6 separate regions of the Homo sapiens genome follow, and all the other regions are linked to region 1. A link is a loop called in an ENCODE intact Hi-C map of the cell type or tissue named here. Cell type or tissue: Calu3. All regions are shown on one strand.

Evidence for each region. Hi-C counts contacts between places; a loop is a spot of excess contacts. Peaks named below come from ENCODE experiments on the same cell type or tissue, not always from the same donor. Only the 100,000 strongest peaks of a DNase experiment are listed, where the experiment ranks them.
Region 2: a loop joins it to region 1, with 7 times the contacts of the local background. A loop is called at or near these places in 9 of 110 quality-filtered maps.
Region 3: a loop joins it to region 1, with 9 times the contacts of the local background. A loop is called at or near these places in 6 of 110 quality-filtered maps.
Region 4: it touches region 1 in a loop (7-fold over the local background); 75 of 110 quality-filtered maps call a loop at or near these places.
Region 5: a loop joins it to region 1, with 2.5 times the contacts of the local background. A loop is called at or near these places in 28 of 110 quality-filtered maps.
Region 6: a loop joins it to region 1, with 12 times the contacts of the local background. A loop is called at or near these places in 75 of 110 quality-filtered maps.

The regions. Positions count from the first base shown.
Region 1 is chr14:55,435,299-55,440,298 of GRCh38, forward strand. TBPL2 (TATA-box binding protein like 2) reads right to left here. Exons shown (of 7, transcript NM_199047.3): 2 at 1,263-1,720; 3 at 549-636. It also overlaps a transcript of FBXO34 not described here. Among named protein-coding and RNA genes, the nearest start is that of TBPL2, 2.8 kb to the right of the region's middle. In Calu3, a CTCF peak has its summit at 2,958 (motif pointing right); a DNase peak (open chromatin) is centred at 2,973.
Region 2 is chr14:55,696,882-55,701,881 of GRCh38, forward strand. No RefSeq gene overlaps it. Among named protein-coding and RNA genes, the nearest start is that of LINC00520, 97 kb to the right of the region's middle. RefSeq lists an enhancer at 2,792-3,392. In Calu3, no CTCF peak of the experiment used is centred here; DNase peaks (open chromatin) are centred at 2,480 and 4,960.
Region 3 is chr14:56,419,744-56,424,743 of GRCh38, forward strand. The region is part of intron 6 of LINC02284 (long intergenic non-protein coding RNA 2284); the gene reads left to right. Among named protein-coding and RNA genes, the nearest start is that of LINC02284, 110 kb to the left of the region's middle. In Calu3, a CTCF peak has its summit at 3,046 (motif pointing left); a DNase peak (open chromatin) is centred at 3,088.
Region 4 is chr14:56,471,666-56,476,665 of GRCh38, forward strand. No RefSeq gene overlaps it. Among named protein-coding and RNA genes, the nearest start is that of TMEM260, 110 kb to the right of the region's middle. In Calu3, no CTCF peak of the experiment used is centred here; a DNase peak (open chromatin) is centred at 2,936.
Region 5 is chr14:55,243,396-55,248,395 of GRCh38, forward strand. No RefSeq gene overlaps it. Among named protein-coding and RNA genes, the nearest start is that of FBXO34, 26 kb to the right of the region's middle. In Calu3, a CTCF peak has its summit at 2,434 (motif pointing right); a DNase peak (open chromatin) is centred at 2,466.
Region 6 is chr14:56,485,375-56,490,374 of GRCh38, forward strand. No RefSeq gene overlaps it. Among named protein-coding and RNA genes, the nearest start is that of TMEM260, 92 kb to the right of the region's middle. In Calu3, a CTCF peak has its summit at 1,921 (motif pointing left); no DNase peak of the experiment used is centred here.

The sequences.
Region 1 (5,000 bases):
ACGGAGTCTCGCTGTTACCCAGGCTGGAATGTAATGGCATGATCTTGGCTCACTGCAACCTCTGCCTCCTGGGTTCAAGTGATTCTCCTGCCTCAACCTCCTGAGTAGCTGGGATTACAGGCACCCGCCACAACATCCAGCTAATTTTTGTATTTTTAGTAGAGACGGGATTTCACCATGTTGGTCAGGCTGGTCTCAAACTCCTGACCTCGTGATCCACCTGCCTCAGCCTCCCAAAGTGCTGGGATTACAGGAGTGAGCCACCGTGCCCAGCCTAAGTGAAAAATTATAATCATACTAAAAAATATTTTTGAATGACAAGGGAGAGAGCTTATCTTTAAGGAACTGCTCAATTACTGCTTTATTCAGCATAAAGAATGAGATTATTTTTTATAACTCAAAACAGATATTAACCCTGAGTTGCCAAAAGCTTTTTCAGTAACAATTTTTTAAGAAAAAACAGAGGAATTAGTCAATATCATGATCATATTAAGAAAAGTAAATCTAAAGAGAAGCTAATTATTGGAAGGAATACTGAGAAATGTTACCTTTGGGTTATATTCTGCATTTTTTGCATGCAAAGCTATTTTCTTCAGATCCAACTTACAGGCCAGGTTTACAGTGGAAACTATATTCCTGAAGAAATAAGTCAGTTTAGAAACTTATATCAGATATAAAGAGTAAAAAAAAAAAAAGACAACTTATTTTCTCATTTCTTAGGTTATACCTTAGCAATTTCCTAGGGGGAGAATTATTCCAAATGTGAAATACATGACATGATTCCTAGTTAAGTGTAAAATCCCAAAGTGAAGTGCTAAAGAGCCTTTCCTAAAATTTCATGACTAGCTGCTAAAATTAAGTTTTAGATCTTTTTTCAAAACAATGCCTCAAAATAGAAATTACAATTCTGAATCAATTTGCAAATCAAACTCAATTTTACATCTTTATATCCTTGGTGTTTATCCAACCCTACCCACAATTTTCAGCAACTACAGTGCTGTAGTATAAACAATACAATCCTTCAAGAATGCATCTATTAATCTTTAAGTCCCCTCCGCCCACCTTAGAGGTCAAGAATTAGTGCTTTGCCTTACAGATAATCAAACTGTCTAAAGCCACAATCCATTTAGAACTGATAAAACAAAGAATTATGAAATCTGAAATTCTCTTCCCTACTATTATCCTGAAATTAGTTGTCATCGCATTCAGGAATATAAAATGTGTACCCAATGTGCTCAATTAAAACAAAAATAAAAACTTACTGTAGTTGAGGTACAATTCCACAACATTCTGAAATAGGGGTCATTGGTGTCATGGGAGTTATGGATGCCAGAGACAAGGAGTCGGAGTTTGGTTTCTCAGGAGAGGGCTGGACTGAGTCAGTATCACCAGGGTGCAGCTGTGAATGGGAATTTGACAAACTGCTGCTGTTTAAGCCCAGCCCAACGTCCTGTTCGCTGGGTGATGGCAACCTACTTTGTGGACTTTGGCTTTCAGAATTTTCTTCAGTTTCGTGTTTGCTAATGACAGGCTGGTCTTTATTTTCCTGGGTAACTTCATCTGGTAGGAAGCTAAGATCCACAGATGAGAAATCACCAGATGTTTCTTTGACTTCAGGGTTCGAATTAAATGCAGTATCCGGATTGGATGCATTCAGTATGTACATATCATAAGGTACAACTGGGCTGAACAGGGGAGACCTGGGTGGGGCAAGGCCATCCTAGGCAGTTCCCAAAACAGACAGACAAAAACACAACAGACAGAACAGCATGTTACACAAAAGGGATGTCACTATGGCAGGCAGGCAGGCAATGTATTCAGTGTAAGAGGCAGTTCAAGATTGCTTGTATTCATGCACTGCTTTTTTCTAGAAAATGCCATTAAGATTCTACTACAGGCCAGATGTGGTAGCTCACGCCTGTAATCCCAGCACTTTGGAAGGCTGAGGCAGGCGGATGGCTGGAGGCTAGGAGTTTTGAGACTAGCCTGGCCAATGTGGTGAAACCACGTCTCTACTAAAAATGCAAAAATTAGCAGAGCATGGTAGTGCCTGCCTGTAATCCCAGCTACTGGGGAGGCTGAGGCATGAGAATCTCTTGAACCTGGGAGGCAGAGGTTGCAGTGAGTCGAGATCATGCTACTGCACTCCAGCCTGGGTATCAGAGCGAGACTCCATCTAAAAAATGATTCTATTACAGTTACAGCACACTTAATGGAAACAGAAAAGAATATTTTAAAATGCAGAAAAAGCATTCTTCATAAACTATCTTAGCTACTTTGGTTAGATCTCTAGTAAGTTGCCACTCTCTAAGTCCAATTTTGCAATAGAGGCAATTGAGCAACCATGCTCTAAATTGTTGTATACTTTGAAGAGAACAGATATACTGTATTATTTAAGTTAATTATAAACTTTAGTTGACTTTACTTTGAAATAATTTTGAGTTTTAAATGTAAATAGAATAAATGAAGGAAGTTTAAGATATAGTTGAATGCTAATCAAGACTCACTAAAGACCCATGGTTATTCCTTCTAGGCAAAGGCGTAATAAGAATTCTTGTAATGTTCTAGTTAGAAGAATTTACACTAGGAAAAAAGTTATTGAAACTTAAATGGTAAGAATAGTGTAAATCAATTTATTTTCAGTCCAGGGAAGGCTGCTCAACTACCATTATCCAGCAACGGAGAGAATGATGTGTGCACCTGAGGAAAGCAACTAATGTAAAATTCATGGACTTTATTATGGGAAAAAATCGATTAGCTTGATAAATGCATTACCACCTGCTTCACTCAAGTTACGGGCCTGGACTCCAGATTTTGAGCACTGCTTGCAGGAGAAACTCAAAAAGATCTTATTTCTTTTCTGACCACTGAAGGGTCAGGAATGCACCGTGTTGCATCTTCTCAGTGACAATGCTACCTCCGCTAATGTACGTCTGACTGGAGCCTATTGGAGTGTTCTGTTACTACAAGTCCAGCAGGTGGCAGGGGTGACTAATTGTTTAAAGAAAGCACTTAGAATTAAAAACAAAATCAAGCTATTCTCTTGAAATAAGATTTTTGACCTCTATTTCATTATGAATACATGATACGCTCCCATCTTTCCCCACCCTCAACCCACAGAGTGGCCTAAGAAAAGTGAGATGGGGACAATGGGCCCCAATTCCACTGCAGGGTTTCCTTGGTCTCACCTGTCCCAGATGTAAAGGGTCTCCTCCCGCAATTTACGCTAAAGCACCAAAGCTGCAACAGTCAGTGTCTCCCTTCCCCTTCCCCTTCCCCATCATGGCATTTTATCAGGGAACAAAGCTACACGTACACAAGAATGTAAGGCAATGGCGAGGATTTGAAGGAGGATGTTTTATGGTAATGGAAACTTGACCGGCTCCCTGCAGGGTCTGCCTGTAGTGACTCTCCTCAGAACATGTCTGTGTAGCACGTTCACTGCATCCTTGGCTTCAGAATCTTTAGTCATTTTTGTTAAACTGTATCCACTTACCTTTCTCAGAACCTTTCCTGTCTGGGCTCTTCTTTGCTGTGTTAAATGCTAGGGAAAGTCACCATTTCTACCTCAGTGCTGATCATTGTCTTTATAAAAAAATTCTCCCACCAAAAAAAAAAAAAAAAAAGTAAGTTGCTCTCTTGCCTTTTTTTTTTTTTGAGACGGAGTCTCACTCTGTCGCCCAGGCTGGAGTGCAGTGGCACCATCTCGGCTCACTGCAACCTCTTCCTCCTGGATGCAAGCAATTCTCCTGCCTCAGCCTCCCGAGTAGCTGGGACTACAGGCTCCTGCCACCACGCCCAGCTAATTTTTGTATTTTTTAGCAGAGGCGAAGTTTCGCCATGTTGGCCAGGCTGGTCTTGAACTCCTGACCTCAAATGAGCCACGTGCCTCGGCCTCCCAAAGTGCTGGGATTACAGGCGTGAGCCACCTCACCCTGCCCAATGCTAAGGATTTTTAAGTCTTAAGAGTAATTAACTTTAAAAAAAAAAAAAAAAGCCACAGGTGTTTCTAGTTGACATTTGGCAAACCCTGCAACCACCAGCTCCACCAGAGACTTGACTTCTAGAGGGAGGCCTAGTACTGGCATCCATGCTGCAGGGGACAGGGGCTCTCTGTTTCCCCTGTCAAAGCAGAAACCCGTGGGAACCTGAAGTCACTACAGCTAGCACAATGCACTCTCTGTGCATGTCCTTTAGAACCAGGCGGGGGGCCAGGAGTGGTGGCTCACGCCTGAAATCCCAGCACTTCGGGAGGCCAAGGTGGGTGGGATGACTTGAGGTCAAGAGTTCAACACCAGCCTGGGGAGAAAAGCAAACCCCCCCCCGTCTCTACTAAAAAATACAAAAATTAGCCGGGCATGGTGGCTCACGCCTGTAATCCCAGCACTTTGGGAGGCCAAGGCGGGTGGATCACGAGGTCAGGAGATCGAGACCATCCTGGCTAACACGGTGAAACACTGTCTCTACTAAAAATACAAAAAAATTAGCCGGGCGTAGTGGCGGGCTCCTGTAGTCCCAGCTACTCGGGAGGCTGAGGTAGGAGAATGGCGTGAACCTGGGAGGCAGAGCTTGCAGTGAGCCGAGATCGCGCCACTGCACTCCAGCCTGGGTGACAGAGCGAGACTCTGTCTCAAAAAAAAAAAAAAAAAAAAATTAGCCAGGTGTGGTGCGTGTGCCTGAAATCCCAGCTACACGGGAGGCTGAGGCACGAGAATCGCTTGAACCCAGGAGGCGGAGGTTGCAGTGAGCTGAGATCGCGCCACTGCACTCCAGCCTGGGCGAGACTCCATCTCAGAGAAAAATCAATCAATCAATCAATCAATCAATCAAAAACCAGAACAACCTGGGAAGGGCCATGTAATCTGGTAACTGAGTGAACGGTTCTGGATTCGTGCTAGATGAAGTTCGAGCTCTGTTTGGCAACCTTGGTCAAATTATTTCACTTTTCGAAGCTTCTAACCTTCAACTTAATGACTTGGGAAACCAAGCCCGCCTCTTAT
Region 2 (5,000 bases), 260 kb after region 1:
AGTTTTTGGAAGGACATGAAAGGAAAAGGACCTTCTCTTTCTGGTTCTGGTGTTTTCTATCTGCTTATTGCTCCTATGGTATGGCTGCCAAGAGCATGTGTGTGTGTGTGTGTGTGTGTATACATATATATATACACCACCATATATGTATATACCACTGCGCCCGGCCCAGGGTATTCTTTAGTGCTATTTTTACCCCATGTGTAGGTCATCTCCTGTTGTAATGAATAACTCTTTATATTAAACTTTTTCTGTTCAAGTTTTGTGGGGTTTGTCTCCAGATTGGACCTTGACTGATCCACCTTTCAATCAAATATCCTCCCCTAGATTCTTATCCCCACACTGCCTCATGCTTCCTCACCACTGACCCAACATCTTGTTCTCTTTTCACCTGGGTCATCCACTCCTCCTTTTGATAACCCTTTCCCTTGGAAAACTGATACCCCTCCCCTATTCTTTAAAATAAAATTCTGCTCCCCTGAGCCTCACGCTATCTAGAAACATTGCTCTCCTCTTTGCTGTCACCCATTCACCCCCTGGTCACTTCTCCCCCATGGGTTAGAAACTGGCATCCGCCTTCCAGCTTCCTCTCCAGTGCAAATTCCACAGCCGTCACAGGTGATTTGAACTTACTGTGGATCTCACCCAGCGATCTAGGCTCACAATTCTTAGACCTTGACTCATGTATAGTTTCTCACAACTGATGAAGCAAATTACCACTAGTAGCTTAAACTAGTGGCTTAAAGCAACAAAAATTTATTCTTTTACAGTTCTGGAAGCCAAAGTCCAAAGTAAGTCTTAAGGGCTAAAGTCAAGATGTCGTCAGGATTGGTTCCTCTGGCAGCTCCAGCAGGGAGTCTCTTCCCTGACATTCTCTAGCTTCTGGAGGCCCCCTGCATTCCTGGGTTTGTCAGCCCTTCCTCACAACACTCCAACCTCTTGCTTTGACATCACATTCCTCTTGACCTTTGTATTCGTCTGGATTCTCCAGAGAAACAGAAGCAATAGGAAAGACATCTATGTATAAAGGGATTTAATATAAGGAATAGGCTCACATGCTTATGAAGGCTGAGAAGCCGCATGGTCTGTGTTTGGCAAGCTGGAGACCCAGGACAGCCGACAGTATAGTTTCAGTCTGAGTACAAAGGCCTGAGAACCAGGAGAGCTGATGGTATAATTTTCAGCCAGAGTATTAGCCTGAAAGCAGGAGAAAGTCGATGTCCCAGCTTGAAGACAGGCAGAGTGAATTCTCCATTACTGAGACTTTTGATCTATTCAGGCCTTCAATGGATTGGGTGAGGCCAGCTCGCATTGGGGAGGGCAATCTGCTTTACTCAGTCTACAGATTCTTATGTTAATCTCATCTAGAAACAGCCTCACAGACACACCCAGAATAATGTTTAACCAAATGGGTTAACTGGGTACTCCATAGCCCAGTCAGGTTGACTCATAAACATGATCTTGACCTATTGCATTAAACATAAAAGGCTTCTTACCTCCCTCTTAAGAGGACCCTTGCGATTACATTTAGGGCCTATCGGGTAATCCAGGCTAATTGTCCCTTCTCAAAGTCCTTAATCACATTTCCCCTTGCCTTGTAACATAACACATTCACAGGTTCTGGGGATTAGGATGTGGCTATCTCTTGGGGAGCCATTATTCAGACTATTGCAACTCGAAAGACCTTCTTCTCTTTCATGCTTAAGACCACAGCTTGAACCTTGCTATTGTTCTCCAGTATTCTACCCTCTGATACACTCTGTCACCATTCCAGATTTCTTAGCTGCTAAATTCCATTGTTTCTGTCATTTGCCCTCATGGAGGTGTTAGCCCCTTGACAGCTCTAAAAAATTTTTTAAATAATATATATTTCTTTCTCTGTGATTCATTATATACATGTCTTTTGTCAATATATTAAATTCTTTTACCCTCTTGTCCCTCACACATGCTTTGCAAAGGGCTCCAAATCTGTATATTAATATATCAAAGTGGAAGCTCACATGTATAGAGACGAAATCGCAAAGTGGGGTGTGATTCTGAAACATGCAGTACTCTGAAAATGGAAGATGGGGAAATGGTGTTGCTACTCCTAATTCCTGCATCTATGATCACATAAATGAGAGTTAGAAATTAGGAGAGAAGGGAATTTTTCAGAGATTGCTGTTGCTGTTATTGTACTGTGAGTCCCACCTCCGTCAAGGGTCAGGGATGGGGGAACCCTTCATCTAAAGAGGGAGGGCCTTCCACGAGACCAACTTGGCAGTTTGTTATGCATCCTCTGCATCTGGAAAACAGAGTAGACGGGTCTGACTCCATCCCAGAAAATACAAAGGTCAAGAAATGGCTACTTTGTTTGATGGCAAAATAAGGGAGTGGTGGCTATGCTGGATGGCCTGCATTTCCCAAATTTTTCAGAACAAAGGGTATGTAGATGTCTGCCATGGACCAGACATGAGTCATGTTAGGGAGAAAGCCAGTGGCATTGTCTTGGCATCTATCCAGTTGGGCCATCTGGAGGAGGAAGAGACCTCATCAGACAAAAGGCAAAGAAACCATTAGATACCTACGAATTGAGGAAGAAGTAAGCGACTAGTTGGAATAGCATGTTCTTGCTCTCAAGGGAATTGCAGGTGAGAGATCATTAAGAATGGAAATGAAGGACTCGAAGTTGGCGGAGTCACACCAGGGAGCTTAGGTCCCAGAGTCACTGCCTGGAGGAAAGCTGTGCAGGGCAGGGCCCACAGCACACTTTGCATGGGTGAGAAATGATCTTCTATTGTGTTTAGCCACTGGGGCTTATTAGTTAACACATCATATTATAGCCTTGTTGCATGTTCCTACAAACAGCATACCCATTCTACCTTAGAGGGTTGTGAGAAAAATGGGATGGCCTGTGGAGGGCCTGGTGTGTGTTGGGCCCTCAGCAAGTGTTCGTCTCCCTCCCTCCCTGTGAGCACATGCCAAGGGCCAGCCTGTGTTCTGAGGCGTGTCTGTAGCAGGGAGCTGGCTCTTGTTACCAGAAAGCCAGTTTAGGTCCTTTGAGCACCATCTCCTGATTGTTGGTTTGTCTTTCTTATTCTTTCTAATTTGGGTTCCAATTTTGGGATTATGTACAGATGTCAATAGAAAGTAGCACCTTGGTTGATATTGAGCCCTATCTGAATTAAGCCAGTTCCTTCTCGGCTTCACTTCTAGGGTGGTTTTTGTTTGTTTGCTTTCTTGCTTGCTTTTTGGCTAGGAAGAAAGGCACTTGCCTAAAAATATGGGGATGCTACTGTATATCTATGGAGGATTTGTGATTTTTGTTCATTCAACAAGTTTTTATTGTACATCTTCCAGGAACCAAGCAGAAGTTCTGGGGCTAGAACCACAGCAAATAACAATAGAGACATAGTGGTGCTTCCATAAAGCTCGGGGCAGCCGTGGGGATGACAAAGACAGAAAACCAAGCAGGAGGGGCACTGAGCCTAGGCTAGGGAGGGCTCCTAGAAGGACACAATGTCTAAGCCAAGGCCTGAAGCAGTACAGGCAAAGAAGGGAATGCAGGCTGCTGGGGAGCAGAGGGGGAGCAGGGGATAGAGCAGGAGGTACAGGAGAGGACAATGGAATAACGTTACGTGTGTTTCCATCTTTGTCCAAATAGTTCTGCCTTCCTATTGTTGAACAGGTATGTGGTAATGATAATATGAAAATTCTATACATAGAATTCACTGTCAAAGCATTTCTGAATGAGAACTAGCACACTGATCATGGCACTCATTTATGGGTTACGATATGGTTTGGTTGTGTCCCCACCCAATCTCAACTTGAATTGTATCTCCCAGAATTCCCACGTGTTGTAGGAGGGATCCAGGGGGAGGTAATTAAATCATGGGGGCCGGTCTTTCCTGTGCTATTCTCATGATAGTGAACAAGTCTCATGAAATCTGATGGGTTTATCAGGGGTTTCCACTTTTGCTTCTTGCTCATTTTCTCTTTCTGCCGCCATGTAAGGAGTGCCTTTCACCTCCTGCCATGATTCTGAGGCCTCCCCAGCTATGTGGAACTGTAAGTCCAATTATACCTTTTTTTGTTCCCAGTTTCAGGTATGTCTTTATCAGCAGCATGAACCCGAACTAATACAGGCTATGAATTAGAAATCAAGATTTGGCTTAAGCATCACCTCTGCTTTGAAACTTTCCTGCCCATGTGTGGTCTGGCTATCTAAATGTCACATCAAACCTCCTTCTCCCTTACTGCCTCTCTACTAGAGGGGCTGAAAACCAAATATTCACTTTTCCAACTTCCCTTGCAGCTAAAAGTGGCCATGTAAACTAGATCTGGGCTGTGACCCCTAAATAAATGTCTGCAGGGGAGGCTTCTGGAAAAGCAAAAGTTCTCTTGATTTTTTTTTTTTTAAAAGAAGAACACACGAGCTGATCCAGCCCTTTTGCCTTTTCTCCTTTTCTTGCCTTGAACATAGACACGATGGTTGGTGATGCAGCAGCCATCTTGTGACCAAGAAGAAAGGCCAAAAGAATTGCAGGAGAATTGGCCCTAAAATCAATGAAACTCTCACCCACCCCTTTAACCTCTTGTCTCCAGACTTCTGGGTATGTAAAAACACAACACAACAAAACAAACAAACAGAACAACAACAACAACAAAAACAAAATAAAAACCTAAGACCAAATACCATTGATTTTGTTTAAATTGCTCTAGTGAACTGTAGGCAAAATAAGTCCTGCTACATCAAACTGGGCAGAATCTGGTAGTCCTTCCTCTGAGTTCCCATCTCACATGTTGCTTAGGTCTACGTTCAATTACCATTGAGTATTTGTTATTTTTGCCTGTCTGACTTTCCTGATACTGTGAGTTCCCTGGAGTCAGGGATGACTATGTTATCCACTTTGGTGACCCCAAATCTACTACTATGCCTGGCAATGTTAGCTGCTTACTAATGCTTTGTGAAACTTATTAGTAATGCTTAGTGAACAAGTTAATGGCTGACTGAATGTGGT
Region 3 (5,000 bases), 980 kb after region 1:
GAAGGAATGCAAAATTCAAATTCTCACAGCTTCTTACTGAAAAATATCATGATCCACTTGGATGAAGCCAACACTGTTGGAAATGCCACTCCCACGCTGCCCTTGGCTCTGCCTGTCTGCAAGGACTGATGATTTTCAACTGGAAGGACCAGCCACAGCCAGTCCCCAAGCTGATCAGAACAAAGCTGAGAAGTTTATCCAGGGTTCCTTACCTATCATGCATGAGACATAGAATTAAGCTGTCTGAGAAGTTTATCCAGGATTCCTTACCCATCATGCATGAGATATAGAATTAAGCTGTCTGAAGCTTGGTTGCTGCTTAAGGAACTGCTGGTCTCTTGAGTAACTCTCTTAGTGTGTAATCCATATAGCAGAGAGATTTTGCCCTGCCTCATCAACTCCTCTTTCCTCCTTGGCCTGGAGCTGCCCCCTAGTTCAACACCATGACAGTCTGCTTAACTCTTTCTCCCTGTAGAGCTACATACGTTTTTACCCCCATTTCCTCCTATCCTAGCTTTAAGCTGTTCTGCTTCAATCCACACAATGGATGTGGATTACATTCCTTCTTGGAAGGTGCAGCTACTACCCAGGTGCTAAGGGGTACTTCCTTCATTCAGAGATACCATCAGTTAGACTTGAATACTTACTACTTGAATCTACCTGAAAAATAATAGTGCCATACTGGAGTGAACCCACACTTCCCATATTCCCAACCCATTACTTTTGGGGGACTGGTCATCTTCCTCAGAAGCAATGCTATAGCTGGATCTTCTGTCTGGTCCTGATCCCTACCAATTCCAGCCTGTTTTCATTTCCTTAACAGTGCACTACTGAGGGCCTTGGGTTACTTGCAGCTGATCCACAATTGACATACAAATAACTTCCAGTAGGGATAGAGCTTGAAAATATGCTCCCAGCAATCTTACCTAGGATTGTATTGTGCAGTTAGACACCAGGCTGGGTTATTATGCTATGCTGTGAGGCCAATGATTCTTATATATATTTCCCACTCCAGAACCTTTTAAAGTCAGAGATCACTTTACATGAAATGCACACCTGGTCCAAAAAAATGCCATTGAAATGCACCTTGGAAAATAATAGCTTAACGTGAACAATTCAAGTAAAAGCTGTCTTTCTTTTCCTCTTGTGAAAGCCATAAGAATTAAGTTTCATGTCTCCAGTTTCTGCCAGTATAATACTGAATTTAAGTTCTTGGGGATATTAGTTTAAGTAATGTACTAACTACTTCTGAAGGCTGAATTTCTAATGTATCTCAGAAACTGGATATGGGAAAAATAGAGTTTTATCTAGACGTGCATTTATTTCCAAAACTGGTGAGGCACAGCAGTTGAGTTCTCACTGGAGTGACCCATGCGAGACCTAAATATCCATTTCTGTCTGTTACATATTTTTATGTGCCTTAGGTTTTACAAAAATCCCTTGCTCCATATTTACCCAACTATAGAATATAATTAGAGTTTGACACTCACCTCCCCTTTGAGAAAAGGAACTGAGAAAATTCAGTTCTATGAAAGTTGAAATATTTTGTAGATATTTGTTTAATAAATATTGTTAGAGAAATTTTTCTAAATGGAATAGACGGTTTTTAATCCTAACTGGAATTCAGTACTTTTCAGCTACAAATCTGACATGATGTGATTGTGATTGGATTAGTTTCCTATTGCTGCTGTAACATTACCACCAGTTTCATGGCCTAAGACCACACACATGTATTATCTTACAGTTCCAGTGGTCAAAAGCCCAAAATGGGTCTCACTGGGCTGTTGTCAAGGCATCAATAGGGCTGTGTTCCTTCTGGAGGCTCTAGGAGATAACCTGTTTTCTTGCCTTTTACATCTTCTAGAAGCTTTCTGCATTCCTTGGCTTGTGGCGCCTTCCTCTGTCTTCCCAGCCAGCAATGGCCAGTCGAGTCTCTCTCATATCATATCACTGACAATGATTGACCTGTCATCCTCTTTCACTTATAAACACCATTGTGATTACATCGTGCCCACCCCCAGACAATCCAGGATAATCTCCCCATGTCAAGATCACAGCCGAGCATGGTGGCTCACACCTATAATCCCAGCACTTTGGGAGACCGAGGCGGGTGGATCACCTGAGGTCAGGAGTTAGAGACTAGCCTGGAGCCTGGCCAACATGGTGAAACCCCGTCTCTACTAAAAATACAAAAAGTTAGCCAGGTGTGGTGGCAGGCACCTGTAATCCCAGCTACTCAGGAGGCTGAGGCAGGAGAATCGCTTGAACCCGGGAGGCAGTGGTTACCGTGAGCTGAGATCACGCCATTGCACTGCAGCCTGGGTGACAAGAGTGAGACTCCGTCTCAAAAAAAAAAAAAAAAATCACATCTGCAAAGTCTTTTGCCATGTGCAGTAACCTGTGCACAAGTGCCAGGGAGCAGGACATAGACGTTTTGGGGAGGAGGGCACTATTCTGCCTACTGCAATGGTACTGAAGCAAAAGCAATTTTAAAGATTCTTAATATTTTCATCAGTTCGATAAATCAGAAGTGAACTCTTGAGGAGTCTTAAACATTTGGAGGAGGCTCTGTTGGAGAGCTGGCCCTTGCATGCCTCCACCACTATGTTGCTTAGCCATGACTTATCCCATTTCTTGAGGAAAGAGTAATGTGTTTTGGATCTGAGACACAGATGACTACATTCCCCTTGTCACCTTCACTTTGCCAATTCTCCATTTATTTCATTCTATAGAGACCTGACATATTGCCCTTAGAAACTGGCTACTCCCTAGAATACTGCCAATTTGGGGTTAGATGAGAACGATTATAAGATGGCTACTCAAAATAGTGCAGCTTGATTGAAGGTGTATTACAACATCCTCAGCAAATAATAAAAAATAGTGGATTAAAAAAAAAATTGCATTGGGGTTTTGTTTAAAAGGAGGTTACCCCTCCCTACATTGCTGTAGCATGGTGATTCTCTTTATTTTGGTCACTGTTATATTTCGTTCTGTTTGCAACACTATACTTCTATCAGCTGATGTGATGCAGCCAGCAGCTGCCCCCTTGTGTTAGAAATGTCCTATAGCTTAACCATGGAGAATCAGGACTTAATTCATTTACCCTGGCTCCTCCATTTCTTTCCCTGCCAACACAGCTGCAGCATAGCTCCTCCATCTAGAAACCTGGCAGCTATCCCAGCTGGAAGCTACCTGCCAACACTTTTCTGAAGACCAGCCAGAGGAGGAAGAACAGGAGGGCAGAGGGCTGAGGAGGGAGGCAAGAGAAGATGCAAATCTAATTGCACTGGCCTCCAGCCCTCTTCAGATCTCTGTGCTTCCAGAGGGGGTGACATACCATCAGCCATGACTGATCTTGCTTGTAAAAGTCCTATTTAGATGTAAGCACACTTCCCTGAGGTTTCAGATTCCAGAATTACCCTAATATTCCTCTTTACTTTGCAGTTATGCAGAACCAGGAACACCCCACTGACTGGAATAATGACCTCCCAGGCAGAAGAGTGGTGGATTGATGTTCTGATGTCTCTTTACCCTTATACTAGTCATTAAATTATGTACCTTCTTCTCACCTCCATAATGAGCCACAACGCTGTCCAACTTTTCTAGGAGAGGACCTCTTGTTAATGTCAAATTTTATACCATTCCCACATGATAGTAGTTGTACTTTTAGTATCTGTTGATTTTTAAAATATGTGATAAAAAGCACCTGAGTTCAATAAGATTTGGATTAAGTTTTATTTTAATCACACGGTATTGAATTACATTTGAAAATCAGCAAGGACGGGGACGCTGCAGTACCCTGTAAATACCAGTGAGATGAATAAAGAAAGTGCTTGGGGTGCATATGGATTCATGGACCTTTTTACAATAACTCAACACCCTAGAGAAGGAGTGGTTCACAGGCTGGGGCACCACTGGAGAGAAACAGGGGCCAAACTTGCTCAGTTTTGTGTGTGCATGGGCCGGGTCCAGGAGCAGCTCTGTGAGCTCCTTCCAAGTCTGTGCCCTTGGGAAAAGATCAGTGTTTAGATCAGGCCCACCCACAGGAAACCACACTGTTAAAATCCCTTCTTTCGTGGTTCTGAAATCTTCAAAATAAACAAAGCTACCCTGTAGGCTGGGACTTCAGTTGTATCCTTTTGGTTCATGTTACAAACTTTACAAGGAAAAGTGGCCTCATGGCAGCTGGAGCAAAGGAGGGAAATTAAGTAGACAAGACACTTCCTAGGACAGGCGGCTCTAGTCCAGGGGCCTCCCAAGGGGAGCGTGATTTCAAGTTTGCTGCTCTCCCACAAACGAGATGGTAGCTAAAGAAAAGGTAAATGAAGAGAGCTGGCTAGAAACAGAGGTGATAATTCAAGTACTTAGAAACCAGTAGGGCCTGGGTGTCAGTGCATTGGAATGATCCATGAGCCAGAGCTCCTAAAAAGGCCCTGAAGCACAGTCTTCTCCCCACTACCCTAAGGAGCAGGTATTAACCCTTTGGTTGCTGGATCAAGGGAAGGTGAGGGGTTCCAAGGTGGCTGGGGTGGTTGTACAGGGAGTGGATGCAGAGGCAACTTAGCAGCCAGTAAGGAAGCATTTCAATATTTAACAACTGGATATGCTACACCCCTGCATATTGGCAGCTGAAATCTGTAATCAAGAACTCGATGTGTCTCATAGAGGGTTTTGGAGCCATGGGGAGAAAATATTGACAAAATCCAGTTCCTTTGTTTCTCTCACTATTGCTCTAACTGGTTAAAACCTAGGCTCCCTTCTCCTGAGAAAATGACACCTTTAGATAAAAGCATCTCTTCCCGAGGTGGAAAAAGAGACTGCTATGACTGAGTGCCTACCGTGTGCCTACCCCGAGCTTGGAGTTTTATAAACATGTCTTCATTTTCCCCTGCGAGCACCACCTGGGTGGGTATTTATTACTCCCATCATACAGACGAGCAGCCTGGTGCCCAGGGTCACACGTCTGGTAAAAGGTGGATCCAAGCTCCACCCAAATCTCC
Region 4 (5,000 bases), 1.0 Mb after region 1:
CAGTTGCAGTACTGTAGCTCTCAGGTGGACATGAGAGATCCCAGTGTGGCGCTGGGAATATGGAGATGCAGGGGCTGTGAGCAGCCAGGACAGGATGGAGTCTGGTGAGGGCTGCGCTCTCAAAATATTATTGTGCTGCAACTGCTTGGGTAGGGGAGGGGGATTGGGACCCAGCACAAAATCCCCCCGCAGAACAATGCCGTTATGTGGCCTCCAAGCAGCTCCCATACTAGTCTCAGGGCCCACAGGGGCCTAAGGGCTTTCCCATAGCCAGGATTGCAGAGTTCACTGTGGGAATGTGGACCACTTTGGATCTCTCACTTATCTTTCGCCTGCCATTGGGAATTTCTCTTGGCTTCAGGATGCTTCGCTCCCCTCTCCTTACAAGCCTCAGAAGTGCTCTGTCACTCTCTTGCTCAATTCTGGGGTTCTCTCTTGAAGTTCTGTTCGAGGTATGGTTATCTTCTTGCTGTTTTGGTCCTTCTTGGTGGAGGGTCTGGTGCCTGGTACCTCTAGCCCGCCATGTTCCCATCACTTATCCTCCCCAGCTTTTAAAACAGTTTGGAGGGTTTAGTGGTAATCCTTTTGTTTTTGCTGTCTGGCCTGGAATCCATTAGCTTGGGTGGTCCTGAATCTATATTGTTAAAAATCTATATGTATCCTTTTCCTTGCATCAATAACAGATTTTAGAAGTTTTTTTCTTTATTTCGTTTTTTTCATTTTTAGTTAGAAAAGGATATGGTGCTAGCAGCAGGATAGAAAGAGATAAAAGGCATTCACACAGCTTTTTAGGAATAAATGCCTGGAAACTCTCCAGATTTATCAATTGCATGGTTCCATTTTTATGAGAGTATTTTTAAAATTCTTTTATCATATAGGAAAGTATTTGATGTTATATGTTTTCCAAGGCACTTTTAGACACCTGATCTCATAAGATCTTTATAAGGAGCTTATTATTATGCAGAGTGTGTATTATTTTCTCTTACTTTCTTCCTTCTCTTTGCCCACCCACCCACCACAGTCTCCTGCCCTGAAATTTAATGATGATAACACTGAAATAAAGCATAGCCAGAGAAATCCCTAAACTGGCACAGCAGGCCAGTGGGGGAGCTCAGATTGGATCTCTGGCTTCCTAACTCTTAGTCCAGTGGTCTTTTTCTTTGGAACTGTAAATAAATTCTTCCACCAATGTCCATGTCATTATTCTTTGCTCTCTATTTGCCATGATCTATAGTTTTGGTGGCTCAAAATACATTATCTTCCTGGGACTGGCTCTACCAAGAGCCAAGGACATTTGTGTTGGAGCTAGCAAGGGCCACAGTTAAATGGGTGAATGAACAGGCTGGATGGAAGGACTGTGGTGGAGGATGGAGATGCCAACCTTTCTCAGAACATGAGAAAGGTCTTCCTGTGTCCAGAGTTCTGTCCATTGCACTCACACACTCTTTCCTGGCTCTCCTCTTTTCTTCTCTGGCTACTTCTGTTTTGTTTGCCGCCATCCTTCTCCACCAGGCACCTAGTGTGAGTTCCCCAAGGCTAGTCTTAGTCCCCATTTCTTTCCCTATACTCTCTTCATATGTGGATTCAACCAGGCCTTTTCTTTTCAAATGTCATCTACATGCCAATGGCTCCCAAATCAATTTCCACTCCAGACCTCTCTGTGCTCTGTCCCTTCAATGTAATTATGGACTTAATATTTCTACTAGGATGTCTCAAATTCTCAGAATGTTTCAGATAGAACTTAGGATCTTCCCTCCTCCCCCAAATTGGTTTTCCTCCAGAATTTCCTTTCTACCACACCCCATTGCACAAGTCAGTAATCCTTGGAGCTCCTCTCTCCCTCACACTCTATAGTCTGTATATAATCATGTGCTCCCATCGGGTGACTTTGACAACTTCCCACTCCATTAGCCCACCCCCTAGTCTAAGCTACCACCATCTCTCACCTGGACTGCAACAGCTTCCCACCTGTTCTACCCAAATCCACTCTCGTCCCTCTCCTACTCATTCTTTACACCAAAGTCTATGTTGTGCATCACTGTTCAACCCCCTGACTCCCTGTGCTGAGGCCGCACTGGTCTTTTAGTTCCCTGTAGCAAGACATGTTCCCATGCCTCCTCTCCACCCCCTCCCTACCCCACAACCACCATCGTCACAGGGCCTTTACTCATGGTCTACTGTATGCCCAGAGACTCCCCACCTCCAATCCACACACATACACAGCCATCTAGTTACCTCCTACTCATCCTTCAGACCTACATCACTTTCCCAGACCCAGGTCATGTTCCTTCATTAGAAACTTGTCTCCAGTCATGTTCTGGACATGTGTATCTCAGATTTGTAATTACACTCCTTCACTCACTTAACAGCTCTTTACTAAGCACCTACTTTGTGCCAGGTACTGTCCTAGGCAACTGAATAATTAGTCAAGCAATTGAAAAATAAATGCTTGAGTATTTTCTGTTACTCTCAAGTACTAGGAAACTGAAAAAATACAATATAATTACCACAGGTAATTACATTCTATGAATAATTAATTACAAGTTCATTTCTTTATTTATCTTTTTAATATCATTCCCACTCTAGGCCCTATGTTCAATGAGAGCTGGAACTGTGTATATTCTGGTCGACAAGTATCATCAGCTCTCAGTGTAGTGCTAATGCCTAGCAGGTACTAAAACATTTGGGAAATTAATGAATATTTACATTTGTAAATTAACAAGTGAATGAATAAATATAATTTGAATATTATAACCTGGCTTACATTGAACTTGTGATATTTTAATGTTTAATAAATATTGTGATATACAATTCGAAAACAATTTCATGTGTAGGCGGCAAGACAACCTTTCCCCAACTTGCCCATTAACCTGTAAAAGATGTGAATAGTTACTCCCTTCTCCCCTCACTTTTGAGAAGTGGTTTCCGAAGAGCTAGCTGAACTTTGCTGCCATCTTTTGACCAAAGTTAATACTGCAGAGATAAAAGCTACATTCCGTAGAAATTCTCATTACAGCCTCTGAGTATCAATGAGTTCTAGCTTTGTGTAAAAATGCAAGAACGTGTTGCCACTTAAGAGGAAATACATGGCCACACTCGGTGCCTACTTCTATTATATGTTTCTTTCTTTATTTGCATAGCTATCTTCTATCCACTCTTTCTTCTGTATCCCAGCACCATGGTAAAGCTTAATAAATATTTTTTTATGTGAATATTCTAAGCGAACAGTAAGTGAACAACAATTTAATATCAGGACGTGCAGTGTACAGACACCAAATAGACATTAGTTATTATTATTAACATTATCATTATTAAGACCCTTCCCCTGCAAAGTAGATGACTTCAGGAAGACTCTAAGTTCCTACTTGCTTGTGGACACCTACCCCAAACTTTGTCTCTCTCTCTCCTCTCTTCTTTCCTCTCACCCTCCCCTTCCCTGGAAGGCCCATGAAAATTACTTTTCATTGCTATCTTAATCCCTTAAAATATATAAATACAGGCCGGGAATGGTGGCTAATGCCTGTAATCCCAGCACTTTGGAAGGCCAAAGCGGGCAGATCACTTGAGGCCAGGAGTTCAGGACCAGCTTGGCTAACATGGCAAAAGCACGCTAATAGTTGTCTACAAAAAAATACAAAAATTAGCCAGACGTGGTGGCGCATCTCTGTAATCCCAGCTACTTGAGAGGATGAGGTGGAAGGATTACCTGAGCCCAGGAGGTGGAGATGGAGGTTGCAGTGAGCCGAGATCACACTGCTGCACTCCAGCCTGGGCAACAAAGTAAGACTCTGTCTCAAAAAAGAAAAAAAAAAAAAAAAAAATATATATATATATATATATACACACACATATATATATATGTATATATATACACATACATATATATGTATATATATACACATATATGTGTATATATATACATATATATGTATATATGTATATATATACATATATATGTATATATATGTATATATATACATATATGTGTGTATATATATATATACACACACATATACACACATACATACATATCTTTATATTTTGGTTCTCCATTAAAATTATAAGGCCCTAGTTGCAAAAAAATTGTATTTCAATCTTAGGATCTCCCACAGTACTCAATAAATGCTTATGGACTGCATTGAAGGTCATTTTCTGAAATGAAAGATTTAAAGAGATTTTATTTTGCTCTAACATATTTTGTGTTAAGGCTATACTGGGAAAATTATGACAGGTTCTCAGAAAGCTAGCATCGTTTTAAACTAAATATTTCAAATGATATTCATTTGGAAAATTTACAAAATTGAAAATATGACCTCTTTGAAATAGCTGTAATGCCAGGGAGTCTTTGTATATTGTAAGCTAGATAATAGAATATAACAACCAAGAATCGTGGCAATGTTAACTTCTTTAAACAAAGGAAGCCAGAGAGATGAAAAATTTGGATTGTCCCATGAGAAGTCTGATAGGTATTTGAGCAATACATAGACCTGTTTAAAAGAACAGATATACCTTGGAGTCCTTGAGGGGCGTCTGTAGCAGAATCTGGTTTCAGGAAAGTGAAATTGTTGGATAACTCATGAAAACAAAAACCATGAAACAAAGAGGTTCATCATCTGTTTGAAGAAACAGAGGTTCATCATCAGTTTGAAATTAGCCCTTTCAGCATAATGGGGAAATGCTGCAGCTGAAAGAGAAACCCTTTCATTCCACACACATGCCTGGTATATATTAGGTTGTCAGCAAATACCTATTGAATTGAAGAGGACTTTGATTAGCCACGTTCTTACCTTTCTTTACAATTCACTACAGTTCAGCTCCTGGTGATTTAATAATTCTAAATGCCCAAATTTAAACATCCAGTTTTAAACAATTGGTTCTGGATGGGCATGTCAAGGAAAATGATGTTTTGTAGTTTGCTCTGCCATGTATGACTGAGAAAACTAAACAAAGCAGTTGAACAGCTATGTGGATGATGTTATATTTAGAAGCTATATTGCATG
Region 5 (5,000 bases), 190 kb before region 1:
GAGACTCTGTCTCAAAAAAAGAAAAAAAAGAAAAAAAGAGAAAAGTTCATTTCCTAGCCTACTTGTCAGGTGGGTATGGCCATGTGATAAAGGGTAGTGATGCTGACAGCTCCTGGGAACCTTCCTTCAAATGTGCCCCCTGTACTCCTTTTTTGTCACTTCCTCCATCCTGCTTCCTGGAGCAGAAATCCTGCCTTGCATAATGAGAATTAGGCTCTACCCAAGGAATGTCATCAGGGTGGTGAGCTAGAAGGAGGCTCCTGGGTCCAAATAACTTTATGGGGCAGGGCTACCATATCTATCCGGACTGCAAAATTCCAGACTTCAGAAAACTCAAAAGCCACTGGATGTTTTTAAGAGATGGCATGTCGCTTTGTCACCCAGGCTGGAGAGCAGTGACTATTCACAGGCACAATCTTAGTGCTTTGCAGCCTCCACCTCCCAAGAGATCTCACCTAATCCTCTGGAGTAGCTGGAACCACAGGTGCAGGCCACCATGCCCAGCTAAGCCACTGATATTTTGACTTGGCCAATCACAACCTAATGTATACATTCAGTATCTATCTGCAGATCCTACCTAACCAGTCTCAAAGTTGAGTGAGACTGGCCATTCACCCCACATCCAGAGGCAGTTCCTGATTGCTTTAGTGCCCTTCAGGGTGATTTCAATGTACGGGGTAGGGCCGTAGTAGTCGGTTCAGTAATGAGCGCCTAAGCCAGTCAGCTTATAGCCTTCCCCTAGCCCCAGTGGCTGGTTCCCTAAGATACAAATCATGGTAGGTTTGGAAGAGGCGCCCTCTCTTAGGGAAGGATGTAGCCCAGCTATAAACACGGAAGCATGTAGCTTTAGAGAAATCAGGCTGAGGATGTGGCTGGCTGGTGGAGGAAGGTAGAAATAAAAGAATTGTGGGTGTTTTCCTTTAGATTCGATCAACCCTAAAACCTGCCTAACTTGTGGTCTTTTCAGAGAATGAGCCAACAATCATCCAGTTATATTGTTTAAGCCAATTTCAATTGAGTTTTCTGTTCATTGTAACCAAGGTCGTATAACTGATATACCTTCCAGTGTCTTCAGGATTACATCAATGTTTAATAATGTAGATTGACATTTTTAGGTAGTATTTTTAAATTTTTTTGACCAGTTTGAACACAACTGTAGTGGATTCCTATTTTATTCAGTATGTGATCACCTTTTGCTATCTTTTTTTTGTGTGTGCGTGTGTGAGTGGGGTCTCACTCTGTCATCCAGGCTGGAGTGCGGTGGTATAATCACGGCTCACTGCAGCCTCAACCTCCTAGACTCAAGGGCCCATCTCAGCCACCCAAGTAGCTGGGACTACAGGCATGTGCCACCATGTCTGGCTAATTTTTTAAATAATTTTTTGTAGAGATGGGGGTCTCACTGTGTCGTCCAGGCTGGTCTTGAACTTCTGGGCTCAAGTGATCCTCCCGCCTTGGCCTCCCAAAGTGCTGGGATTGCAGGTGTGAGCCACCACACCCAGTCTTATTTATTTTCATGTTCAAATTGTCCCAATTTAACACAACTTTTTCACACAGTTTGTCCCATTGCTTTATTCTCTGATTTTATTTTTTAAATCTTGAAGGATGGTTTTGTAAAGGCTGCGATGGCTGTGTTAAAATTCAAATGTGAAGCTTACCCTTTCTGAAAAATCACTCCTTGGTTTTCTTATGCTGTCTCATTTCTCTACTGTCTCATTTCTCTACCTTTTTCTTTGCCCATTTTTCAAATTGTTTCTGTACTGACTCCCTTCACAAATCTGTTTTCTTCTCCATCTCCTGAAAGGTGGTAGTTTTTTGGTTTTGTTTTTTACATCTTATTTTTTAAATTCATTTTTTAAAAATCTTGTATGTTCTTCCAATGAAAAAATTATTTCTTTAATTGACAAATTAAAATTGTATATATTTATGGTGTACAGTATGATGTTTTGAAATATGTATACATTGTGGAATGGCTAAATTGGGCTAATTAATACATGCATTACCTCATACACATCATTCTCTTGTGGTAAGAACGCTGAAAATCTACTTTCTTAGCAATATTCAATTATGCAATTCAGTTTTGTTAATTATAGTCATTGTGCTCTACAGTAGATTCCCCAAACTTTTTTACCTTGCAGTTGAAAGTTTGTGTCCTCTGACCAACATCTCCCCATTTCCCTTCCCAGCTCTGGCAATCATCAGTCTACACTCTTGCTTTTCGGTATTCCAAATTTTTAGAATCCACATATGAATGTGATCATGTGGTATTTCTTTTTGTGCCTGGCGTATTTCACTTAATATAATGTCCTCCAGGTAAATCCATGCCGTTGCAAATGACGAAGCTTAGTTCTTGACCCACAGATTTAATGTGAAGTCTTTCTCAGAGGTGTCACTCACTCATAACTTCAAATAATCACCTTTGCAATTGTCTCCAATCCTTACTGTGTTTCAGGCCTCCATTTCCAACTCCACTAGGAGGCACTGTAGTGATCTAAAGGCAGTACACCTCAAACTGAAATCTTTCATCCAAAACTATTAATAGCTGTCTCTAAGTTTTTCTATTCTTACCTAAGCATGTTATTCTCTCAATCTTTCAATTTTAAAACTTTGAGGTCATTCTTATCTTCTACTTTTCCTTTTCTACCACATTTAGCCCATAAGCAAAGTGTAGTTTCTTCTATAAAGTTTTCAAGGACCACTACTAGGACATAGCCCTTCACAATCTCACATCTGAATAACTGTGTTTATTTTTTAACTTGTCATTTTATCTACCCTTACAACTCATTTTATATGTGAATTATGAAAAACCGCCCTGCTAAGAACCTTTAAAGACTTCTTAAATCTCTTATCCTAGCACTTAAGGCCCCCAAATTGGTTCTTTACTTAGATCTCCAAACCCATCTCCCCCTACTTGTTTACATCAACTGGACAAAGTGGTGTACCAATTTCTTCCCAAATGCTATATTTGCCCACCTTCTTTGCTCCCTCTTTGTGAAATGCCCTCTGTCCTCTTACATGTTTAATCTTATCTGTTTTTCAATTATTATTATATTTTGAGACAGGGTCTCATGTCTCACTCTGTCACCCAGGCTGGAGTGCAGTTACATGATCTCAGCTGACTGTAACCTCTGCTTCCCAGGCTCAAGCCATCTTTCCACCTCAGCCTCTTGAGTAGCTGGGACAACAGGACTGTGCCATGCTAATTTTCATGCCTGGCTAATTTTTGTGTTTTTTGTAGAAATGGAATTTCACCATGTTGCCCAGGCTGGTCTCAAACTCCTGAACTCAAGTGATCCACCCATCCCAGCCTCCCAAAGTGCTGGAATTACAGATGTGAGCCACCACACCCAGCCTAATTTTATCTCTTTTTCAAAGCTCAGCCCGAGTCAGTTTCTTTGTTTTTCCTTTGGCTTTTTGTTTTCTTTTCTGAGATAGAGTCTCACTGCCATGCCCAGGCTGGAGTGCAATGGTGCGATCTGGCTCACTGCAACCTCTGCTTCCCGGTTCAAGCGATTCTCCTGCCTCAGCCTCCCAAATAGCTGGGATTACAGGTGCATGCCACCACGTCCAGTCAATTTTTGTATTTTTAGTAGAGGCAGGGTTTCACCACATTGGCAAGGCTGATCTCGAACTCCTGACCTTGTGATCTGCCCGCCTCAGCCTCCCAAAGTGCTGGGATTATAGGCATGAGCCACCGCACCCAGCCTCAAAGAAATAGTTCCTAAGGTGGTAAGATGGGGGTCCGCTCTCCACTTTTTCCCTTTCTCTTCCTAGAGTCAACCTAATCAAAGACACCCAGCTGTCTCGCACACCTTCCAGCAAATGCAGGAAATACCTACAGGATGTTTAATCTTACCTGTTAAAACCATCTGATTATTTTATAGACACCACAATCTGAGGGCAGACCACCAAGAAGGCCTCTTTTTTATCCTTCTACCTTGAGCTTCCAGTGTTGGAAACCCCAACCCCATCTGGAAAAACCAGACCAGGTCCAAAGACTGACAGTCAGCACCAGGAGTAGTGGGTCCCTGGAGTCAAGAGAAAGAGAGATTAAAGAGAGAGAGAGAGGAGGGAGGGGGAGAGAGAGAGAGAGAGGGAGATTACAGGGGAGGAGGCTTCTCTGCGAAGGGGATGGGAGAAGGAGAGACTGAGACCTGGCCTCAGTGAGAGAATCTGGGGGAGTAGAAACTACTAGAAGAAACAGGAGTTTCCTGTATCTCCAGTGCTAGAAGTAAAAGGCTGTTTTGTACATTCTTTCAGACTGTGTGAACTTGCCCTAATTGGTAAGGTCAGGCAGTAAGACTACTTGGGGACAAGTACAGAACTATTCCCTCCTTTTTGGAATATGAATACAATGTATCAGTCAGGGTGCTGGCTAGAAATAGATGACACACTTAATGGGTTTCACTGAAGAGTTTAATAGAGGGACTCTTTTCAGAGGGGTGGACAGGATTGAGAGACCCATCAAAGGCTAGTAAAGTACCCAGGGATTAATGACAGCTAAAATCTATTACCACTGCAGGCCTGAAGAGACAAGGGAAAGGCACGGTGTCACCAGAGACTGGGCAGCTACAGCTGTGGAAAAGAGACAACCTGGCAGTACCTGTGGCCATAGAGGGTGGTAGGAAACCAATTCCTCTTTCCCTCTTCCCATTACCAGGAGCAGTGCTTCTCTTTGGCCATTCCCAATAAGAAGCCACAGAATAAGGGAGGACAGGGCATGCAGACCTTGGAAATCATCCTTGTAAGATACAGAGGAGGGCAGAGGAAAGGCAGATTATGGATCTGTGGTGAGAGGATAAACCCAGCATATGTAGTGCACTACAGTTATCACAGTGATTGTTCTCTACTCTGAATCCCATAGCACGTATTGCTAAAACCCTCATTTCAATTTTCAACGACCATCTCCTGAGTGCTTCCCAAAAGTACTAGATGCTTGGGCATGATACACAAATTAACCACACACGGCCCCTTTAGGAGCTCAAATCTGGTGGGCAACC
Region 6 (5,000 bases), 1.1 Mb after region 1:
TGATGGATCCTTCTTGTGGCATACTTACATGGCAGAAGATGGAAGGTCAAAAAGGGAGCACACTTCTCCTGCAAGACCTTTTCATGGTGGTATTAATCCATTCATGAGAGTAAGCCCTCATAAGCTAAACACCTTCCAAAAGGCCCCACCACCGAACACTGTTGCATTGGGGATTAAGTTTCCACCACATGAATTTTGGGTGACACATTGACACCACAGCATTGATGAAGTCATGAGGGCTTCTCCCTCATGAATGGATTAGTGCCTTTCCAAAAACCTGGAGGAAACTGACTTAGGCCCTTTTTGCCCTTCCACCATGTGAGGACTCAGCAGCAAGCCTCTCACCATACATCAAATACTGGCACCGAATCTTGGACTTCCCAGCCTCCAAAACTGTGAGACATAAATTTCTATCCATTATAAATTACCCAGTCTGTGATATTTTGTTATAGCAGTACAAATGGACTAAAACATCCAAATAATTCTGTCAGCCCATTTGCTTCCATTTCATGGTGAAATTAGAAATGTTCTCAGCCAATTGTTTTTGTATCAATGAACTATCCTGTGAATCTTTAGCCCAGCATATGCTAAGACATGCTTAAGACTTGTACTAGCCCTTATATTTAGGTATATTTACCAGCCAACAAGATGAGGTCATGTTTTCTGTCCCCTCCTACAGGTAACAATGTTCTTCTCATTTATCACCAATTTCAAAAACATGGTTAATCTTAAACTATTTCAAAATAAAAAGTTATTATGAAAAAACAGATGATGGTTGCTGTCTTCATCCATTAGGGCTGTTATAACAAAATACCTTATGCTGAATAATTTATAAGCAATAGAAATTTATTGCTCACAATCTGTGGTCTGGAAAGTACAAGATCAAGGGGCTAACAGATTTAGTGTCTGGTAAGGACCCAAACTCTGTTTCCAAGATGGCACCTTGTTGCCATCTTGTTCACATGGTAGAAGGGCTGAAAGGGGTAAACTCACTCTCTTAAGTCCTTTTATAAGGGTTCTAATCCTATCTATGATGGTGGAGTCCCCAGGACCTAATCACCTCCCAAAGGCCACACCTATTACTATTATCACCTTGGGGGTTAAGTTCTAACATATGGATTTTGGAGGGACACCAACATTCAATCCATAGCAGTTATCATGGTCAGATTACTTCTTAATTATTATCATAAACAGAGTAATTAATATAGTCCTAAGATAACATAATAAAAGTGTATTATGTTGCATGTAAAAGTAAATGGTTCCTGCCGGTTCTCTTTCTTAGGTGTGGGAAAGGAGGCATTATCAAGGCAATATCAAGTTCAATCACTAAATCCCATTCTTTCCCAGGTTGCTGAACTTTTTTTACACAATTGTGGAACTCAGTCCAAGGTAAATTAATAGGTGCCATCTAACATTTTCTTGGCCAAACTGAGCTAATGTGAAAAACATTAGTATTTATTAATACCCACACATTCACTGTTTCTTTAATTAAAAGTTCTACTTCCTGTTGTTTCCTGAGAGCTTGCACTATTTTGAATTTATCACACCTCTCAGCCTTGATAAATACAAAGATTTGATAAATCTAGAGATTCTCTTTTAACATGGCCAATTCAAAGAGAGAAAAGAGCATATTTTTGTATCCTAGTCACCTAGATAATAGTCATGCCAAGAAGTTTTCCTTTCATTCATGATATCCACTCTAATTACACGTTTAGATATTGGAGTGATCACCAGTTACCAACAGCTCTCTTGTTAGCAGTGTTTTTATTGATCTTTTGCCTCTTTTCCACTGCATCCACGAATTCCCTGAAATACGCCTTTCAAGTATTTGGGAATTTCTTTGCAATAACACTCTGTATTCAGAAATCCCATTTATACAACTTTAGCTCCCTCTATTGGCTCAGTTATTTTCACCAGAGCAATAAACAATAGCCAAGGCATGGCCAGTTTCACACTCATTTGTGGGGAAAAAAAATTCTCTATTTTAAATTAGTGGACCAGACCCAAGGCCATGGTTCTTCTTGTTACATATCTGAAGCCCTTAGCTATCTCACACCACAGGCACTCAGCTGATCAACCCAACACTGCAACACCGTCTTGGTCCCTTCATCTATGATAGGTCTGGAATAAAGTCGTTAAATCTCCACCTTCTCCCTGCCATCCCTAATCTGCAAGGTGACTGTATGGACAAATGTCAACAGCAAATTTGGGTTGATGGAGAGACCAATGACTCAGACTTCAAGTGATTAAGCTAAACAATATTGCAGTCAGGATAAGTAATAGAGTTAGCTAGGGCAAGCAGAGACACAAGTTTTCAAATTCTCCAATCCTCACAAAGGAGAGTGGGCTAAAAATACCCTTGTAACTGAGCATCGCAGAAAGACTGTCCTCCTTCAATTTTATGAGATTAGAGAGTTCTACATATTAATTAGTCTGGCTATATGCCAGTGCTATATATTCATCTGGGACTGATGCATCTGATAATCTTGGGGTCATGCAATAAACAACATGATTACAGAGCACAGCATGGTATGACATACTCAGGCGTTCACTCAGTTCTTGGTCTCTCAAGGCAAACACTGTCTCATTTCACTCCTAAACTAGGGAACTGCAACAAGAGTCAGTTACTCAGGCATCTCTGAATCATATTAATAGGCCCTTAGGGTAGCCATGGGATCACATGGCTGGCTCACATTTGCTTTTCTTTCCTCTTCTCACTTGTCCTATTGTTCAGAGTACAGTGTTAGATAGGATTTCATACTATGTGTGATACTTAATTGTGGCCCAAAGGTCACCCCAGCTATGGTCCCACTCTTTGTATCCCCAGGGCTGCAAATGAGGACATGCCTGTGTGGGCCATGGCACTACGACTCCAGAGAAGAGAAGCTGTTAAAAGGGCTACATGGGCAGAGAAAGAAGATATGCCTGAGTCCACATCAAGGTTTTTCACTGGGCAGAGTAGTGATATGACCTTGGGCAAATAATTTAACCTATGTCTTAGTTTCATCTAGAAAATAGAGATGGTAGATTGCAGGTTTGTTGTCTTTAAGCAAATGAATGTATCTGGAACACTAGAACATAGAAAACACTTAGTGAATGGCAGCTACATCATCATCATCATCATGATCATCATCGTCATCATCCCCAAGTTTAGCTGGGAGAGTTTGCTTGGCTGCTTCATAGAAGAATTGCAATCTGGCTTGCCCCAACATGTATAGGTGAAAGGATAGAATATTAAACTCTAAAAAGATTTACCCAAATTAGTTTCATTTCCCTCCTCACATTTTCAAAAATCTTCTTTAGCATGGCATTACATGGATTGTAGAGCACTGGAACATGAGAGTTCTCATCCCATCTCTTCCAGTAGCCATTTGTAGGGCCTTGGGCTTCCCAGAGCCTGTGTTTTCTTGGCTAGAAATGGAAATTTATGCACACTTTGCAAGATTGTTCAAAGACATGATGGGGTAAGGCATGTGATGTTCTTCATATTGTGTCTGGTATATTGCAGGAGGGCCATGAATGCTGGTATCCCTTCTACTCCCTGGGGTCTGAGCTCCACCACTTTATTTGGAAAAGAAGGGTTTAAGGGGAGTTGGGCTCATTTTTCCTCCAAGATTTTTCACTTCTAATGTCCTGTGACTCTTGCAACCTTCTCATGTGGTATATAATGTCATTTCCCAAAATACAGAGAAGAAACTGGGAGATAAACAGCTCTAGAAGGTTTCAAAGCCACTGGCTCTTATCTCCATAGTGCTAAATTCTCTTTCCTGGTTGTTCAGGGTGCCTTATACTGCAATCTGAGAACTCTTCTTCCTGATTTCCTTTGATAAACTCTATAGCTCTCTTGGACCCCTTGAAATGTGAATATTTATATTTATTGGCTCATCATCTTTGTTTAACACATTCTTTAAAAAGTTGTTCTGGCCGGGCTCGGTGGCTCATGCCCGTAATCCCAGCACTTTGGGAGGCCGAGGCAGGCAGATCATGAGTCAAGAGATTGAGACCATCCTGGCCAACATGGTGAAAGCCCGTCTCTACTAAAACACACACACACACACACACACACACACACACACACACAAATTAGCTGGGCGTGGTGGTGGGCGCCTGTAGTCCCAGCTACTCGAGAGGCTGAGGCAGGGGAATCACTTCAGCTAGGGAGGGGAGGTTGCAGTGAGCTGAGATTGAGCCACTGCTCTCCAGCCTGGTGACAGAGCGAGACTCCATCTCAAAAAAAAAAAAAAAAGTTGTTCTGTATTTTGTATCCTAATTATGAAGGCCATGACCTGATTTGCTTCCCAAACACAACCCTCAAGCAATATTTCTCATCTTGGTATATATCATTTTCTTCCATTCTGTTAGTCAATTAAAAATCAAGGTGTCATTCTCAAGTCCTCTCTTTCCCTCACTACCTATACCAAGCCATGAACAAATCCCACTGATACTACCTTTAAAACATATCTAAATGTGTCAACCATCTTCATTCCCATCAATGTCATGCTGGGCCGAGCCGCCATCATTTCTCCTGGAGGATTACTATAGCAGCCTCCTCTGTTCTCCACAAAGGATTTGTTCTCCACATAGTAACCAGAGTTTTTAAAGAATGTGAATCAAATAGTGTAATTCCCCTGCTTGATATCTTCAAAGATTATTCTCTTTGGTTTTCCAAGGCCGTGTATGATCTGGCCATCATCTGTCCTTTCCAAACTCATCTTATGCCATTCTCCCATCTACCAAGCTTCAGCAGCTCTGACCATCTTTCTGTTCCTTGAACACCTCTCATTTCTGTCTTAAACTTCTTGCTCTAGCTGTTTCTTCTGCCTAAAATGTTCCTACTCCTGATCTTCGTCTTGGCTAGCTACCTTGGCATTCATATCTAAGGGTAAATATCATCTTCATAGGGAGGACATCCTAGATGGCTCAATCTAAAGTATCTACTCAACCACTGTCTTCCACATAACTCTATTTTAATTCTCTCCAGGGCATATATCACTAAGATT